Regions from separate parts of the Homo sapiens genome. Here region 2 is linked to region 1. A link is an interaction called in ENCODE POLR2A ChIA-PET data of the cell type or tissue named here. Cell type or tissue: Panc1. All regions are shown on one strand. Links, peaks and the distances in the headings refer to the core of each region. The heading gives the core; the rest is flanking DNA. Region 1 holds the start of MIR24-2 (microRNA 24-2). Region 2 holds the start of RTBDN-AS1 (RTBDN antisense RNA 1).

What was found. ChIA-PET counts read pairs that join two places held together with the same protein. Peaks named below come from ENCODE experiments on the same cell type or tissue, not always from the same donor. Only the 100,000 strongest peaks of a DNase experiment are listed, where the experiment ranks them.
Region 2: POLR2A ChIA-PET joins it to region 1 with 12 read pairs; 2 of 35 experiments call an interaction of 5 or more read pairs at or near these places.

The regions. Positions count from the first base shown.
Region 1 is chr19:13,833,171-13,841,480 of GRCh38, forward strand. It overlaps MIR23AHG (miR-23a/27a/24-2 cluster host gene), which reads right to left. Exons shown (of 1, transcript NR_036515.2): 1 at 1,346-8,310. It overlaps MIR24-2 (microRNA 24-2), which reads right to left and starts at 3,189; the gene lies at 3,117-3,189. It overlaps MIR27A (microRNA 27a), which reads right to left and starts at 3,347; the gene lies at 3,270-3,347. MIR23A (microRNA 23a) reads right to left here and starts at 3,489; the gene lies at 3,417-3,489. RefSeq lists enhancers at 254-303, 354-403, 5,422-5,531, 5,562-5,781, 6,002-6,101 and silencers at 514-703, 6,522-6,751. In Panc1, for the core only: CTCF peaks have their summits at 683 and 896; no DNase peak of the experiment used is centred there; H3K4me3 peaks cover 5,695 bases; H3K27ac peaks cover 5,759 bases.
Region 2 is chr19:12,820,804-12,829,122 of GRCh38, forward strand. It overlaps RTBDN (retbindin), which reads right to left. Exons shown (of 6, transcript NM_001270441.2): 3 at 8,066-8,150; 4 at 7,854-7,964; 5 at 5,972-6,068; 6 at 4,679-5,130. The coding sequence ends at 4,903. RTBDN-AS1 (RTBDN antisense RNA 1) reads left to right here and starts at 4,930. Exons shown (of 3, transcript NR_187779.1): 1 at 4,930-5,109; 2 at 5,982-6,089. RefSeq lists a cis regulatory region at 4,328-5,128, an enhancer at 4,697-5,473 and a silencer at 7,722-7,881. In Panc1, for the core only: no CTCF peak of the experiment used is centred there; no DNase peak of the experiment used is centred there.

The DNA of each region.
Region 1 (8,310 bases), core at 1-8,000:
CCCTGACTGCAGGGTCCTTGAGCCCCTAGGAAGGGCCAAGATGGGGGTGGGGGGCGCCCTGGCTCCAGACACCAATGTTGGGGGTCCTTGTCTCCAAATTGCTGAGCATGGGAGGCTGTGGCAGGTGTTGGTGCAGCTGGATGGGGAAGACACCCCGATCAAAAGCGGGAACCCCGGGTTTAGACTCGACCTCGGTGGGCGGGGCTCTGGCCAAGAGAAGAAAAACGGAGTGGGGGTGGTCTGTGCGTGGACACTCGCCAGGGGACGTGGCCAGGGCGTGTCTGGGATCTTGCGCCACTGAAGAGGCTCCCAGTCGTCAAATAGAGTGAGGGATGGGATCCAAAGGACGGCGAGAAAGCCCGTGGTTGTCTAAACGTCCCTGGCTCCCCGAGAAGCAGTTTCCTCGGGGCCTTCCTGCCTTTTGGATGAATGGAGATGCTGTGTCTGGGTCACTGCCAGAGCCGGGGCAGGAGAGGACAGAGGCTTCCCGGAGCGGCAGGGCCCGTCGCTAGAGGGCGGGGCCCGCAGTCGGGGGCGGGACTTTGGCGGCGCTGTGCATGGGGATTGGCTTTTCGCACCGCCCCTCCGCTCGAGTGGGCCAATCGGAGACGGCCCCACCTCCTGCCCCGCCGCGCGTATTCCAGCAGGTATGTGCGGGCGGACCCGGGACTGCCCCGCGCGCTCCGTGGCGCCGCCTCGAGGTCTGGGACGGTGGAGGTGGGTGGAGAGCCCGGAGTGCACCCCTTGTGGTCCCTGCCGCCTTCGGACCTGGGGGACCCTTTACTGTGCCCCTCAGGTGTCACCCACGAATGTTCCCATGTTCCTGGGGCGTCACGCAGGTCCCAGCCACATCCAAATGTCCCCCCTTAAGAACTGGGGTTTCCTTCATGTCACATCCCTCAAACCCAAGTTCCCCTCCAGCATTCTCAGATACCAGGCACCCCAAATCTTCCCCTGAGGCCTGAGTAATCCCGTAGGTCCAAGTTGCCCCCAAATGTCACTAGCTCAAGACCCTCAGATCCTGGTTATCGCCACATGTCACCCCTCAGGCTCAGCGTTTCCCTCAGGGTCACCCCACCACCACCACTTCAGATCAGCTTCCATCCTCCCTTGATCAGCGATGTGAAAATCTTTCCACTCTAGGGTTTCCCTCATGGTCACCCCACGATCCAGGACACCCCCAAGGTCACCTTTCCAAGCACAGGATACCCTGCTGCACAGAGCAGGTGGGGCAGGGATGGGCAGGCAGGAGCCCGGAGTGCCAGGATGGTAAATTCAGGCCAATCAAAAGCTGAAACTCCAGCGATGGGAGGCAGGAGTGAATCACAGACCAGACCTTCAGGAATGAAGTCAGGGCAACTTTTATTTACTTGAACAACAGACATGACACACAGCACGATCTCTCCTCTCCATCCCATCCCAAGCTTCTGTCCACGACTACCCAGGGTGGGGAAAAAGGCAATGGCCCAGCCCCGATGACCTGGGGGACTTCAGTGTGCCTCCTCAGTCCCACCCAGAAAAAAGCCTCCTCCCATCTGATTTCAAGATAGTGGAGAAAAGCCAGGCACGGTGGCTCACACCTGAGCCACCTGTAATTCCGGCGCATTGGGAGACTAAGGTGGGAGGATGGCTTGTGGCCAGGAGTTCGAGAACAGCCTGGGCAACATAGTGAGACCTGCCCCCCCATCTCTACAAAAATTAAAATTAAAAAAATTAGCCAGGTGTGGTGGCGCATACCTGTAGTCCCAGCTCTACTGGGGAGGCTAAGGCAGGAGGATCACTTGTGCCCAGGAATTCAAGGTTGCAATGAGCCATGATCACACCAGCCTGGCCAAGATGGTGAAACCCCGTCTCTACTAAAAATACAAAGATTAGCCGGGCATGGTGGTGGGTGCCTGTAAGCCCAGCTACTCAGGAGGCTGAGGCAGGAGAATCGCTTGAACCCAGGAGGCAGAGGTTGCAGTGAGCCAAGATCACACCACTGCACTTCAGCCTGGGCAACAGAGTGAGACTCCGTCTCAAAAACAAACAATAAAAGGCCAGGCACGGTGGCTCACAGCTGTAATCCCAGCACTTTGGGAGGCTAAGACGAGCAGATTGCTTGAGGTCAGGAGTTCAAGACCAGTCTGGGTAACATGGCGAAACCCCGTCTCTACAAAACATAAAAAAAAATTGGCCGGGCGCAGTGGCTCATGCCTGTAATCCCAACACTTTGGGTGGCTGAGGCGGGCAGATCACCTGAGGTCAAGAGTTCGAGACCAGCCTGGCCAACATGGCGAAACTCGGTCTCTACTAAAAATACAAAAATTAGCCAGGTGCGGTGGTGTGCACCTGTAATCCCAGCTACTTGGGAGGCTGAGGCAGGAGAATCGTGTGAACTGGGGAGGTGGAGGTTGCAGTGAGCCGAGATCGAGCCATTGCACTCCAGCCCGGGTGACAGTGCGAGACTCCATCTCAAAAAAAAAAAAACAAAAAAAAAAAAACAGAGTCCTAACTCTTCCCTGCCCTGAGAACCCCCTCAAGGCAGGGAGGATCAGCTATTCCCAGCGCCTCAGGACTAAGCACACCTGCTTGTGTCCCTTCTGGGTCCACAAGGAACTTGTTCCATGCCCCACATGTGGGGCGGGTGTCACTGCTCCTCCCGGCAAGTTAGAAAGCTGCAGGGCCCAGCAAGAAGGGGCCAGGTCAGGTCAACCCAGCCTGATACCGGAAGCCAGGAGTTGGCATTTAACGGTCTGGAGGCCCAAGGCAGCTTCCTCTTGGGTAACTGGCTGCTAGGAAGGTGCGGGCCGGGCCAGTGCCCCTGCCAGGCTTGGGAGAGGAGGGGCCAAGCCTCCAGGCCCGGAAAGGACACAGCTGGCTTCCCTTTTAATGGAAGGGCCACCCACTCACCCACCTATCTATGCTGGCACCACAGCCCAGCCTGAGCTGTGGCCATGCAGGGGTCCCCAGTTGCAGAGTTGGGGATCAGGGCCTGCAGCACACATTTGGGCCCAGCCAACCCCACCCACCACATCCCTCCTCCAGACACAGGTCTGATTCTGAGTCCTCATCTCTGCTCCAAGCATCAGCCCACCCAGGGAAGGCAGGGGCTGCAGGCTCCAAGGGGGCTTGACCCCTGTTCCTGCTGAACTGAGCCAGTGTACACAAACCAACTGTGTTTCAGCTCAGTAGGCACGGGAGGCAGAGCCCAGGGAGGCCAGGCAGCAGGATGGCAGGCAGACAGGCGGCAGCAGGGGACAGGCGGCAAGGCCAGAGGAGGTGAGGGCCTGGGGGGCGGAACTTAGCCACTGTGAACACGACTTGGTGTGGACCCTGCTCACAAGCAGCTAAGCCCTGCTCCTCAGGCCAGGCACAGGCTTCGGGGCCTCTCTGCCACCCCGTCCCCGGGCAGCATCCTCGGTGGCAGAGCTCAGGGTCGGTTGGAAATCCCTGGCAATGTGATTTGTGACAGGAAGCAAATCCCATCCCCAGGAACCCCAGCCGGCCGTGGCACAGGGGTGAGGGGGGCACCGGGCGGGGCCAGAGGCTGGCACCTGGAGGGGAGAAAGAGAGAGAGAGCAAAGGAGGTAATGAGATTTGGGGACACCTCCCCTCCAGGTCCCCAGATGCTTCCTTTGATCACAGGGAAGCTCTTTTCTCATATGCAGGAGCCACCACACGGGGAGCTGGAGCCTAGCTGTGCCCTCCGTTCCAGCCCCAGGACTGGAGAGGCAGAGATACCTAGAGGGCCCATGCGGGACAAGGAGGCTACAGCAACTTGCATGGCCAAGCTCCCCCCTCATTGAGCCCTGGGCAGGCCAAATGGGGCCATGGGGAGAGGAAGCCAAGGGGGGCCAGGCAGGCGGGTGAGGAAGTGATCTCACCCCAGCTGGCGCCACTTCCTAGAAGCCTGGAGGGCAGGAGGAAACCACCAGGGCCTCCCCCCCCGTGGCCCGGTCTCCTCAGTGGCCAGGGCTTAGCCCACACCCACCAGGGCGGATGCCGGCAGCAAGGCACCCCCCTCTCTTTCTAGACACGCACCCCCCGCCCCCCAGAGCACAGGATCCAAGCTCCAAGATACAGGCCTCTCCACCCAAACAGCCCAAGGTTCAAATCCTTGCTCCACAGTTTCCCAAAGACTCTCCAAAGCTTCAGTTTCCCCATCTGTAAAATGGAGCCAAGAGCCTCTTTTGCATAGCCCAGTGAGATGTCACCGAGTATGTATGTCACTCAGTAAGTGCCCAGCACCAGGGCAAGATACAGGATTTTCAGGACCCGGTGCAAAATGAACACGTGGTCCTCTAGTTCGAAAACTAAGAATTTCAGGCCAAGCATGGCGGCTCACGCCTGTAATCCCAGCACTTTGGGAGGCCGAGGCAGGAGAGTCACCTGAGGCCAGGAGTTCAAGACCAGCCTGCGCAATACGACAATACCCCATCTCTACAAAAAAAAAAAATATTTTTTCTTTTTTGAGACAGGGTCTCACTCTGTCGCCACGGCTAGAGTGCAGGGGTGCAATCACAGCTCACTGCAGCCTCAGCCTCCCAGGTTCAAGTGATCCTCCCACCTTAGCCTCCGGGGTAGCTGGGACTACAGCTATGCACCACCATGCCCGGCTAATTTTTTCTTTTTCTTTTCTTTTTTTTTTTTTTTGAGACAGAGTCTCGCCCTGTCGCCCAGGCTGGAGTGCAATGGCGTGATCTCGGTTCACTGCAACCTCCACCTCCAGAGTTCAAGCAATTCTCCTGCTTCAGCCTCCCGAGTAGCTGGGATTACAGGTGCCCGCCACCACGCCCAGTTAAGTTTTGTATTTTTAGTAGAGACGGGGTTTCACCATGTTGGCCAGGCTGGTCTCGACCTCCTGACCTCAGGTGATCCGCCCACCTCGGCTTTCCAAAGTGCTGGGATTACAGGCGTGAGCCACCACACCTGGCCCTAATTTTTGTAGAGATGGGGTTTTGCCATGTTGCCCAGACTGGTCTCCAACTCCTGGGCTCAAGCAATCCGCCTGCCTCAGCCTCCCAAAGTGCTGGGCTTACAGGCCTGAGCCACAGTGTCTGGCCCACAAAAAATTCACTAAAAAATCAGCCAGGAGTGGTGGTACACATCTGTAGCCCCAGCTACTCAGGCGGCTGAGGTGGGAGGACTGCTTGAGCCCAGGAGTTTGAGGCTGCCGTGATCTATGACCATGCCACTGAACTCCAGCCTAAGTGACAGAGCAAGACCCTATCTCTAAAATAAACAAAAACAAGTTTAAAAAAAGAAAATAATTTCAGGCTGAGCGCGGTGGCTCATCCCTATAATCCCGGCACTTCGGGAGGCCAAGACAGGAAGATCGCTTGGGGCCAGGAGTTCGAGACCAGCCTGGGCAATACAAGACAAAAAAATTAATAATAATAAAAAAAAATTCATGACCCCAGCAGTGCAACATTAAACTAACCTCCAGGTCCCTCCAAGCAGGGCTGCCGTGAGACTGCCCGTTTCACAAATGCATGAAGCCAGCCCTAAGTCTTTAGTGAGTGGAGCTTCTTTTGATAAGAGCCCAACACCTGGCTAGCAGACTCCAGTTTTGGAGCCCAAGTCTGCCCAGATTTGAAAGCCCCAGCTCTGCAGCTTCTGAGCTGGGTGACTCTGGGCAAGTCACTCAACCTCTCTGGGCCTCAGCTTCCCCATCTGCAAAACAGGGATAATAAGTATGGACTTCATAAGTCATGGTGAGGACCCCATGAGTGATAAACATGATCACGACAGAGCTGCTGCTGTCTTTGCCAAGGCAAAGGATAACGGAAACGTGGGTGTCTCACACCAGGACCCCAGTGTCCGCCCGATGTGGTGGCGCTCACCACTTCGAGACAGGCGGCGAGTGATGTCCTGTTTTGTCCCCTCCCTATACACACATACACACATACCAGCCACTCTTTCCCATCAGGCCCCAGCCCAGCCCTGTCCCCTTAGGGTCTGGAGGCGCCAACTGGGAGCAGGCGAGGCCCCGCAGGGCGGCCAGCCTCCCTGGGCCGCCTCCGGAAGTGAGACAGCACATTCGTGTCCCAGGGACGAGAACGGGAAGGGCGGCCATTTGGCCAGGCTCGTTTCCTGTGGGGTTTCCCCTGCACAGAGCCCAGGGCCGGGGCCAAGGCCACTCCCCATCCCCGCAGGCACAAAAGGTCTGGGTCTTGAGTGGAAGGGGTGCTGCCATGCAGGTGCCCAGGAGACAGGGTCCCCTTTACCAATCATGGTGCACTTCTCAGGCTCTTGGGAGATGGTGTCCAGGGGGAAACCAAGCTCCTAGCAGCTGGAGGCATGAGGGAGAGGGCGGGCCCCTGGGCTGGGGAGCAAAGCAGGCCCCAGGCTGCATCAGGACACCCCGGCCAGCCAATGCATGTGGGTATGCCTGAATACCCCCTCCAGACAGCGTGTGCGTGGACCAGACACACAAGGGTATGTATGTGTACCGCTACCCCCCCAACCCCATGCTCCAAGAATGAATCAGGGGCAGCTTCCGCCGGGGGCGCCACCACCACCTCCGCCCCCAAGCCTGGTCCCCAAATACTTTCCACCCTCACAGAGCAGCTGGGATCGGAAAATACCAAGGGCTGCAGGCCCCGCCCTGCCCGCCGCGCCACCCGCCCTCCCAGCCTGTCACTAACGCTTTGCCTAATGGGCCCAGACTCTCAGCAGAAGCTCCGTGGGCTGGGCCTCGAGCCAGCCGCCAACCTGGGCTGCCCGGCCAAGCGCCGCCTGACCAGGAGCCCCCCGCCCCTCTGCCCCAATCCCAGTGCAGCGACAATAACAACCGCCCCGATGGGCAGCCCTCAGAGGGTGGCACTGGGTAGGGAAAGTCAGGGCACTGACAAGTGGGTGGGCCCCGCTGCCCACCCAGGGCTGGGGTGGGGGGAGGCTCAGGAAGGGGTGAGTAAGTGAGGGCTGAATCACTTGTTATAAATAGGGGAACCATGAAAGTGACATCCCAGCCCCCATTGCGTCCCGCCAGTCCACACTCTAACCCCCACTTAGACTTTAATCTTTCCCAGACCAATCACAGAATTCCCAGGGGCCCCCTCACCTTCATGTTGGGAACCCTTAGTAGAGTGGTACACCCCGTCATCAGGTCCACCCCTGCCTTCTCCCCACATAGGTACATTTTGCAGTGAGGGCCTGGCTGTGGGGGTCCCCTGGCCTTGAATGCAGTCACTGGTGTCTGCGCCCTATCCACCTCCCTCAACGCACCGATTCCCAGGCCCAAGGCTCAGGGCCTCTAGGCTCTCCAAGGCATTCTCAGGGTGTGGGCCACCACAGTCCTGGAGGGTGACCCCAGAACCTAGGCCAGGCGGGAGGCCAGGGGGCTTGGCATCTTCGAAGTCAGTTCCCCAGGCACCGAGGCCCCACATCCTAGACCACCCAGCCCTGCTCTGCCCAGGGCCACAGCTCAGTGACCACACCCAGGGTGGCGCCAGCTCCAGCACCCTGGGGCAAGGCGTCGCTGGAGCGTGACTCAGCCGTGCCCAGCATGGCGGCGCCCTTCTCTGCCCAGGGATTCTCACCCACACCCACTGCCCTCCGCTCAACATCCTTCCCAGGCGACCGGCCCTAAAGGACACACCTTCCCCAGACACACCTCCGTGTCCACCCAGGACACCAGGAGGGAAGAAGGCGGCCAGGGGCAAAGTGTACACTTCTCTCCGTCCCATTTCCAAATGCTTCCCATTTATAGATAGAATAATTAAGGCTCAGAGATTCAGACTGGGGCTTAAGGTCATGGAATAAGTCTTAAAAAAAAAAAAAAAAAAAAGCCAGGCCTGACTGTGGCCTAAAACACATCCAACGTGGAAAACAGAGGTTACAGGAAGGAGTTTTCTCAAGATCGCCCAAGGTTCCTGGCGCCGTTATTCATGGAGGACAGAATCCCCCACCCAGCTTTCCAAGGTGAAGGGCAAACTCCAAAAAATGCTTTAAGAGGTATCAAAGCACCACCTAGATCGGGCGAGCGGGTCACCCCAGTGTACCCACCGGGCTAATTACCCTGGGATTGCAGATAGATGGGGGCCTGCCCCGCAGCTGCGGTCTGCATGGAACATCTGGCGTCCACTTGCATTGTTAGAGGGTGGGCACGACACGGGGGTCCCTCCTAAAGCATCCGCCTCTGCTGTCTTTCTCCAGCGAGCAAGGGTCGGCGGAGGCTCAGTGGCCAGGCCAGCACAGACAGGCCCGACCCTCTGGACACGCCCTGTCACGCATGTGCTCCGCGTGCCAGCCCCAGGCCAGGCCGGCACCTATTTTAGGGCCCCCTCTAGATCCACAGGCAAGGCCTGCCTGTTGGGGTCTTGAAGG
Region 2 (8,319 bases), core at 58-8,057, 1.0 Mb before region 1:
AACAAAAAACCTATGGCTTTCACATGTTTCCTTTTCTAAATGAGGTCCTGAGTATGTGGGACTACAGGCACAAACCATTGCACCTCGCTAATTTTTTTTGGTTTTTGTTTTTTTTGGTAGAGATGAGGTCTTACTATGTTGCCCAGGCTGATTTTGAACTCCTGGCTTCAAGCAGTTCTCCTGCTTCAGCCTTCCAAAGTGCTGGGATTTCAGGCGTGAGCTGTCCTACCTAATTTTGTCCAGCCTAACTTTTTTTTTTTTTTTTATTTTGGAGATGAGGTCTGGCTATGGTGCCCATGCTATTCCCAATCTCCTGGCCTCAAGCAATACAGTCACCTCAGCCTCCCAAGTAGCTGAGACTGTAGCCCGAACTGCCAAACCTTGCATCACACCCTCCTGTCTCTCTCTTTTTTTTTTTTTTCTGAGACACGGTCTCCATCTGTTGCCTCAGCTGGAGGGCAGATGATGGCTCACTGCAACCTCCACCTCCTGGCTCAAGTAATCCTCCCACCTTCAGCCTCCCAAGTAGCTGGGACTACAGGTGTGTGCCACCATGCCCAGCTAATTTTTTTAATTTTTAGTAGAGATGGGGTTTTGCCCTGTTGCCCAGGCTGGTCTGGAACTCCTGACCTCAAAGAATTCATCTGCCTCGGCCTCCTAAAGTGCTAGAATTACAGGTGTGAGCCACAGCTCCTGGTACATCACACTCTATCCTCAGGTTCAAGTGTCTCTGCCTGGCATCCAGTGTCTTCCAGGACCAGATCCCATCTCCCATGGTCTATCCCAGGCTTCCTGGTCAGCTCAGAGTTCCCAGAATATGAAATCTCCAGGCCTTTCACTTGGAATGTCCTCCATGGCTTGATTATCTGACTGGAGATCCTTTAAAGACTTGCTTTACTTCCTTGAATGCTTGTTCCTCCTCCTTGTCACAATAACACAGTCTATAACATCAGTAACCCAGTATGTAACATCATCCACCAGAAGCAATCATAATAGACGGTCTACATTCATTGAGTGATAATTGTGTGCCACACTTTCTAAGCATTTTATTTGACATCCCCCCCATTGGAGGTGGAGTCTATGATGCCTCTCCTTGAATATGAGCTGGCTTCAGTGACTCACTGTAGTGAATAAAAAGTGAGAGATGTCACACTGTGTGAGTTCCAAGGTTAAGTCATCAGAACTGAAACAGATCCCACCTGGCTTGCTCTCTTGGGATATTTCCCTTAGACCGTAGCTGCCATGTTGAGAGGAAGCCCAAGCCACAGAGAGGCCATGTGCAGATATTCTGGCCAACAGCCCCAGCAGAAGTTCAAGGCAACAGCCAACACCAACTACCAGATATGTGAGCAAGGAAGCCTTCAACGTGATTCCAGCCCCAGCCACTGTGTCTGCAAGTATATGACAGATCTTCAGGAAGAACTGCCAAGCTGAACCAAGTCAAACCCCAGAACCATGAAAGATAGTAACTTTTTTTTTTTTTTTTGAGATGGAGTCTCGCTCTGTCACCCAGGCTGGAGTGTAATGGCGTGATCTCGGCTCACTGAAACCTCTGCTTCCTGGGTTCAAGCAATTATCCTGCCTCAGCCTCCTGAGTAGCTGGGATTACAGGCATGCGCCACCACACCCGGCTAATTTTCTGTATTTTTAGTATAGATGGAGTTTCACCATGTTGGTTAGGCTGGTCTCGAACTCCTGACCTCGTGATCCACCTGCCTCGGCCTCCTAAAGTGCTGGTTGTTGTTTCTTTTTTTTTGTTTTGTTTTTTGAGACGGAGTCTGGCTCTGTTACCCAGGTTGGGGCGCAGTGGCATGATCTCGGCTCACTGCAACCTCTGCCTTATGGGTTCAAGTGATTCTCCAGCCTCAGCCTCCTGAGTAGCTGGGATTACAGGCACGCACCACCATGCCCAGCTAATTTTTTATTTTTAGTAGAGACAGGGTTTCACCATGTTGGCCAGGCTGGTCTTGAACCCCTGACCTCAGGTGATCTGCCCGCCTCGGCCTCCCAACGTGCTGGGCTTACAGGCATGAGCCACTGCACTCAGCCGATAATGACTTTTTTTTCTGAGATGGAGTCTTGCTTTGTCGCCCAGGCTGGAGTGCAGTAGTGTGATCTCAGCTGACTAAAACCTCTGCCTCCCAGGTTCATGCCATTCTCCTGCCTCAGCCTCCCAAGTAGCTGGGACTACGGGTGCCTGCCACAATGCCCGACTAATTTTTTGTATTTTTAGTAGAGACGGGGTTTCACCATGTCAGCCAGGATGGTCTCGATATCCTGGCCTTGCGATCCGCCCGCCTTGGACTCCCAAAGTGCTGGGCTTACAGGCATGAGCCACCACGCCCAGCCTAGTGACCTTTTTTTCATCACTATATTGGAATTGTTTGGTATGCAGTGTTAGATAAGCAGAAAAACTTGCACTAACTCACTGAATTCTCCTTTCTCAATCCTGTGAAAGGAATGCATTTCCGTTTTATTTTATTTATTTTATTGTAATTTTTCTTTTTGAGACAAGGTCTCACCCTGTTACCCAGGCTGGAGTGCAGTGGTACTGTCTCAGGTCACCACAACCTCCACCTCCTGGGTTCGAGTGATTATCCTACCGCAGCCTCCCAAGAAACTGGGATTATAGGCATGTGCCACCACAGCTGGCTAATTTTTTTTTTTTTTTTTTTGAGACAGATCCTTGCTCTGTCACCCAGGCTGGAATGCAATGGCACGTTCTCTGCTCACTGCAACCTCCACCTCCCAGGTTCAAGCGATTCTTCTGCCTCAGCCTCCTGAGTAGCTGGGATTACAGGTGCGCCCCACCATGCCTGGCTAATTTTTGTATTTTTTAGTAGAGATGGGGTTTCTCCATGTTGGTCATGCTGGTCTTGAACTCTTGATCTCGTGATCTGCCCGCCTTGGCCTCCCAAAGTGCTGGGATTACAGGCATGAGCCATCGCACCCGGCTGCCTGGCTAATTTTTGTACTTTTGGTAGAGACGGAGTTTCGCCATGTTGGCCAGGCTGGTCTCGAACTCCTGGCCTCAAGTGAATGAACCACCTGCCTCGGCCTCCCAAAGTGCTGGGATTACAGGCATGAGACACCGTGCCTGGCCCACATTCCCATTTTAAAGATGAAGAAACTGAGGCTCAATCTGGGCAACGTGTGAAACCGAAGTTACAGCATAAGTAAGTGGTAGAGCTGGGTTGTGAACACAGGTGGACGCTACACGGGGTCATTCCCACCAAATTCTGTAGTCTGTACATGTATAATATGGGGTCTTGGGCAGGAATGGTGACTTGTGTCTGTAATCCCAGCACTTTGGGAGGCCGAGGCAGGTGGATCACCTGAGGTTTCGCCAACATGGTGAAACCCCATCTCTACTAAAAATACAAAAATTATCCAGATGTGGTGGTGTGTGCCTGCAATCCCAGCTACTCTGGAGGCTGAGGCACGAGAAGCACTTGAACCCAGGAGGCTGAGGTTGCAGTAAGCCAAGATTGCACCACTACAATTCAGCCTGGGAGACAAAGCTAGACTCTGTCTCAAAAAAACAAACAAACAAACAAAAAAAACGCCAGGCGTGGTGGCTCACACATGTAATCTTAGTACTTTGGGAGGCCAAGGTGGGTGGATCCCCTGAAGTGAAGAGTTTGAGACCAGCCTGGCCAACATGGTGAAACCCTATCTCTACTAAAAATACAAAAAATTAGCTGGGCTTGGTGGCAGGTGCCTGTAATCCCAGCTACTAGGGAGGCTGAGGCAGGAGAATCACTGGAACCCGGGAGGAGGAGGTTGCAGTGAGCTGAGATCCTGCTATTGCACTCCAACCTGGGCAACAAGAACGAAACTCAGTCTCAAAATAAATAAATAAATAAAAAGCTGGGATCTGGCTTTTGCCCAGGCTGGAGTGTAGTGGCAGGATTATAGCTTACTGTAGCCTCAATGTTCTGGGATCGAGTGATCTTCTTACCTCAGCCTCTCAAGTAGTTGGGAGTACAGCACATACTACCAGGGCCAGCTTGGTATTCTGTGTCTGCATGTCTTATTATTATTATTTTTTTTGAGAGAGAGGCTCTCACTGTGTCACCCAGACTAGAGTACAGTGGTGTGATCGTGGCTCACTGCAGCCCTGAACTGAGCTCAAGCGATCCTCCTGCCTCAGCCTGCTGAGCAGGTAGGAATACAGGCACGGGTCACTACACTGGGCCAATTAAAAATATTCTTTTTCTTTTTCTTTTTTCTTCCTTTCTCTCTCTCTCTTTTTTTTTTTGTGGAGACAGGTTCTCACCGTATTGCGAAGCCTGGTCTTGAACTCCTGGGCTCAAGCAATCCAACCACCTCAGCCTCTCAAATTGCTGGGATTACAGGCATGAGCCTCTGCACCTGGCCTTGAAGTGTGTCTTGAGGCCTATACAAGTTAGGCAGCTTCTTGGCAGCCCTGGTGGCACACAGTGGGAAGGAACCCCTCCTGCCCTTGTCAGCCCCTGTTCTGACCCCCTCTCCATTTCCAACAACTGGGTATTCCCAGTTATGTTGACTGCTCTAGGGCACAGGCTATCTATCATTTACACTCTAGTATGAGTCAGTCACTACTTCTAGGGTCTGAGGATTAGACGTGAGACATCCGTTACTTTCTGGCAATTCTCCTTCCGACTTATTTCCCCAAGAAGCAGCCACACTCGTCACGTGCTCTAGCTGGCGACTTTATTCAAAGGGGAGAGGGAAAAGTGAGAGAGTTGGGTCATTTCTGGGATAACCTGGAGAGGGGTGGGTCTCTGGAGCTCCAGGGAGGAGGGACAGACATCTCAAAACTATTACAGAAGGCCGAGAGGACGAGGGGTGGGGTTCTGGGTGTCCTGAGGGGCGGGGCTGGGGGAAGGGTCGCTCCCCCAACTCAGGGCCACGCGTCCGCTAGGGGCCGCTGCCGCTTCCACTGCCACTCCCGCTGCCCGCAGCGTCCAGGATGGAGGTGCGAGGGCTGCGGGAACGCCGGGAGGGAGCTTCCCGGCCCCGTCGTCCTGGTCTGGGACGAGGTACCGCGGAGATGGAGATGTTGAAGCAGTGACGGGCTCCAGGAGCAGCCACCGGTAGGGCGTGGCCCAGAGCCGAGCGACAAAGGTCCGTCCCGTCTGCGAAGGTCTAGGAAAAAGTGGAGTTAAGGCCCTAGTGGGCGGAGTCCAGAGACGTGGGGGGCGTGGCCTCGGGAAGGGAAAAATGTGTAAATTCCTTAGGGATTGGGGTCAGAGCCGGAGCGTGCGGCCTGGGAGTCTATGTGCGGAACGTGAGTGGGGGCAGGTCCTTGGGGAGGGTGAATGTTCTTACTGGGCCCTAGCGGGATGAATCAGGGTTGGGGCAGTTGGGGGGCGCGCAGAGAGGTCTGTATCAAGGCTGGGGTTTTGTAGAGAGTGACTGGGCTTCTGGGTCCTCCAGGGTAAAATGTGGATGGACCCAGAGCAGGAATGGTTTCTTGGGAAGGGCAAATCTGGACTTCGAGAGCTTTTGGGGTCAAAGGGCACAACCCAGTAGGAGGTTGGGCTAGGGAAGGGTGGGAGCAGGGACCTGGGGAGTACCAATCCGGTCTCTGGGGTCTAGACACGGTAAGAAAGAACTTGGTGGGGGCCGGGGGCGGTGGCTCACACCTGTAATCCCAACACTTTGGGAGGCCGAGGTGGGCGGATCACCTGAGGTCAGGAGTTCGAAACCAGCCTGGCCAACATGGTGAAACGCTGACTCTACTAAAAATACAAAAATTAGCTGGGCATGGTGGCATGCGCCTGAAATCCCAGCTATTCGGGAGGTTGCGGCAGGAGAATCACTTGAACCCCGGAGGCGGAGGTTGCATCGAGCTGAGATCGCGCCACTGCACTCCAGCCTGGGTGACAAGAATGAAACTCCGTCTCAGAAATAAATAAATAAATAAATAAATAACTTGGTGGGGAGGATCTCAGTCTCTTCCCTTCACCTTCTGCCCCACGCTCACCTGTCCATAGGTAAGGCAGCTGGGCTCACAGCCCCTTTTTTCTGAGAGTGGGAGCCAAGTCGGGCCGCAGGTGATATCATCTTCGCAGTTGGCGAACCTGGAGATGGCGAGTGGAGAGGTGGGTAAAGCCTTTGTAGTTACATTCCAGCGCGATTCTGGCTCTTCTAGACTGTGTTCACTATATGCCCCCACCTCGGATCCAGGCCCCGCCTTTTAGAACCACTCCCCTGCTAACTAACCCCATCTCTCCAGATTTCACCCTGCCCCATATTCTATCAGATCTTTCCATACTCTGGGCCACGTCACAACTGGCCTTGTCCCTACAGACCTCAGACCATTAGTTACAGGCCAGTCCCTCATATTTTCCCACTCTTTCGTTTTCCTTTTATTTATTTTTGAGTCAGGGTCTTGCTCTGTGACTCAAGCTGGAGTGCAGTGGCGTAAGCATGGCTTATGGCAGCTTTGACCTCCCAAGCTGGAGCAATCCTTCCACCTCAGTGTCTCAAGTACCTGGGACTATAGGTGCGCACCATCATGTCCGATTAATTTTTTTTTTTTTTTTTTTTGAGATGGAGTCCTGCTCTGTTACCCAGGCTGGAGTGCAGTGGCCCAATCTCTGCTTCCTGCAACCTCTGCCTCCCAGGTTCAAACAATTCTCCTGCCTCAGCCTCCCGAGTAGCTGGGATTACAGGCGCCCACCACCACGCCTGGCTCATTTTTGTGTTTTTAGTAGAGACGGTGTTTCACCACGTTGGCCAAGCTTGTCTCAAACTCCTGACCTCAGGGGATCTGCCCACCTTGGCCTCCCAAAGTGCTGGGATTACAAGCATGAGCCACTACGTCCGGCCCATGTCTAATTAATTTTTAAATTTTTTGTTGAGACTGGGTCTTGCCATGTTCCCCAGGCTGATCTTGAACTCCTGGCCTCAACCAATCCTCCTGCCTTGACCTCTCAAACGACTGAGATTACAGGCACCCACCCTTTTACCTTATCTTTTCAATCAAGAGGACTCACTCCTTAAGAAATCTCAGGGCCTGGCTGGGCATGGTGGCTCACCCCTGTAATCCCAGCACTTCGAGAGGCCAAGGCAGGCGGACCACCTAGGTCAGGAGTTTGAGACCAGCTTGGCCAACACGGTGAAACACCGTCTCTACTAAAAATACAAAATTTAGCCGGGCGTGGTGGCGGAAGCATGTAATCTCAGCTACTAGGGATGCTGAGGCGGGAGAATCACTTGAACCCAGGAGGCTGAGGTTGCAGTGAGCTGAGATCGTGTCACTGCACTCCAGCCTGGGCGACAAGAGCAAAACTCCATCTCAAAAAAAAAAAAAAGAAAAAAAGGCCGGGCACGGTGGCTCACGCCTGTAATCCCAGCACTTTGGGAGGCCGAGGCGGGCGGATCACGAGGTCAGGAGTCTGAGACCAGCCTGACCAACATAGTGAAACCTCGTCTCTACTAAAAATACAAAAATTAGCCGGGCATGGTGGTGTGCGCCTGTAACCACAGCTACTCAGGAGGGTGAGGCAGGAGAATCGCTTGAACCCGGGAAGTGGAGGTTGCAGTGAGCCGAGATTGCACCACTGCACTCCAGCCTAGGTGACACAGTGAGACTCCATCTCAAAAAAAAAAAGAAAGAAAGAAAAGAAAAGAAATCGCAGGGCTATGAAAAGCCACATTGCCATATGGCAGGTATCTTAAAAGCTGGGGGCTTCTCATGCCTCGCCCCTATCTACCTGGGCTCTAAACATTAAGCTGCATCTCTTAAACCTTGGCCCTGTTGGAGGCCACTCCCCTTTACACAGAAGGCCAAGCAAACTGCAGGCTCCGCCCTCTTCCCCGCCCAAGTCACAACCCACGCCCCTTGCCCCCGCGTCTCCTACCAGGCCTGGCAGAGCTCCTCGCAGAGCGGCTGTGCCTGGCGTACCCCCAATAGCCGCAGGCGGAAGCGACTGCGAAGGGCACGTTGGAGGTGTTCCAGGAAGGATTCGCATCTGGACGTTGGGAGAGATAGGGTCGGATGGGTCAGGACCCGAGGGAGTTCCTGGGCAATGGGCAAAGTACGCGAGAAAACGGTGGAGGGTGCTGTACTCACTCAGGGCTCGGCACTCCACAGCGTTCTGGATGGTTTCCAGGGCCCGATGTCTCTGTTGTGTCCATCTCTGAGGGACAACAAGGTCCTGGCAAAGGGGAACCCTGTGAGCTAGGGTCTTGGATATTCAGGTAAGGTTTGGGAACTGAGGCCTGGGGATCCCCTGGACAGGGGAGACAACAATTACATCAATCCTCACAAACCCATAACTTAAGACCCTTCCTTTGGAATGCAAATGCAGCTTCAAGTAGTAATAA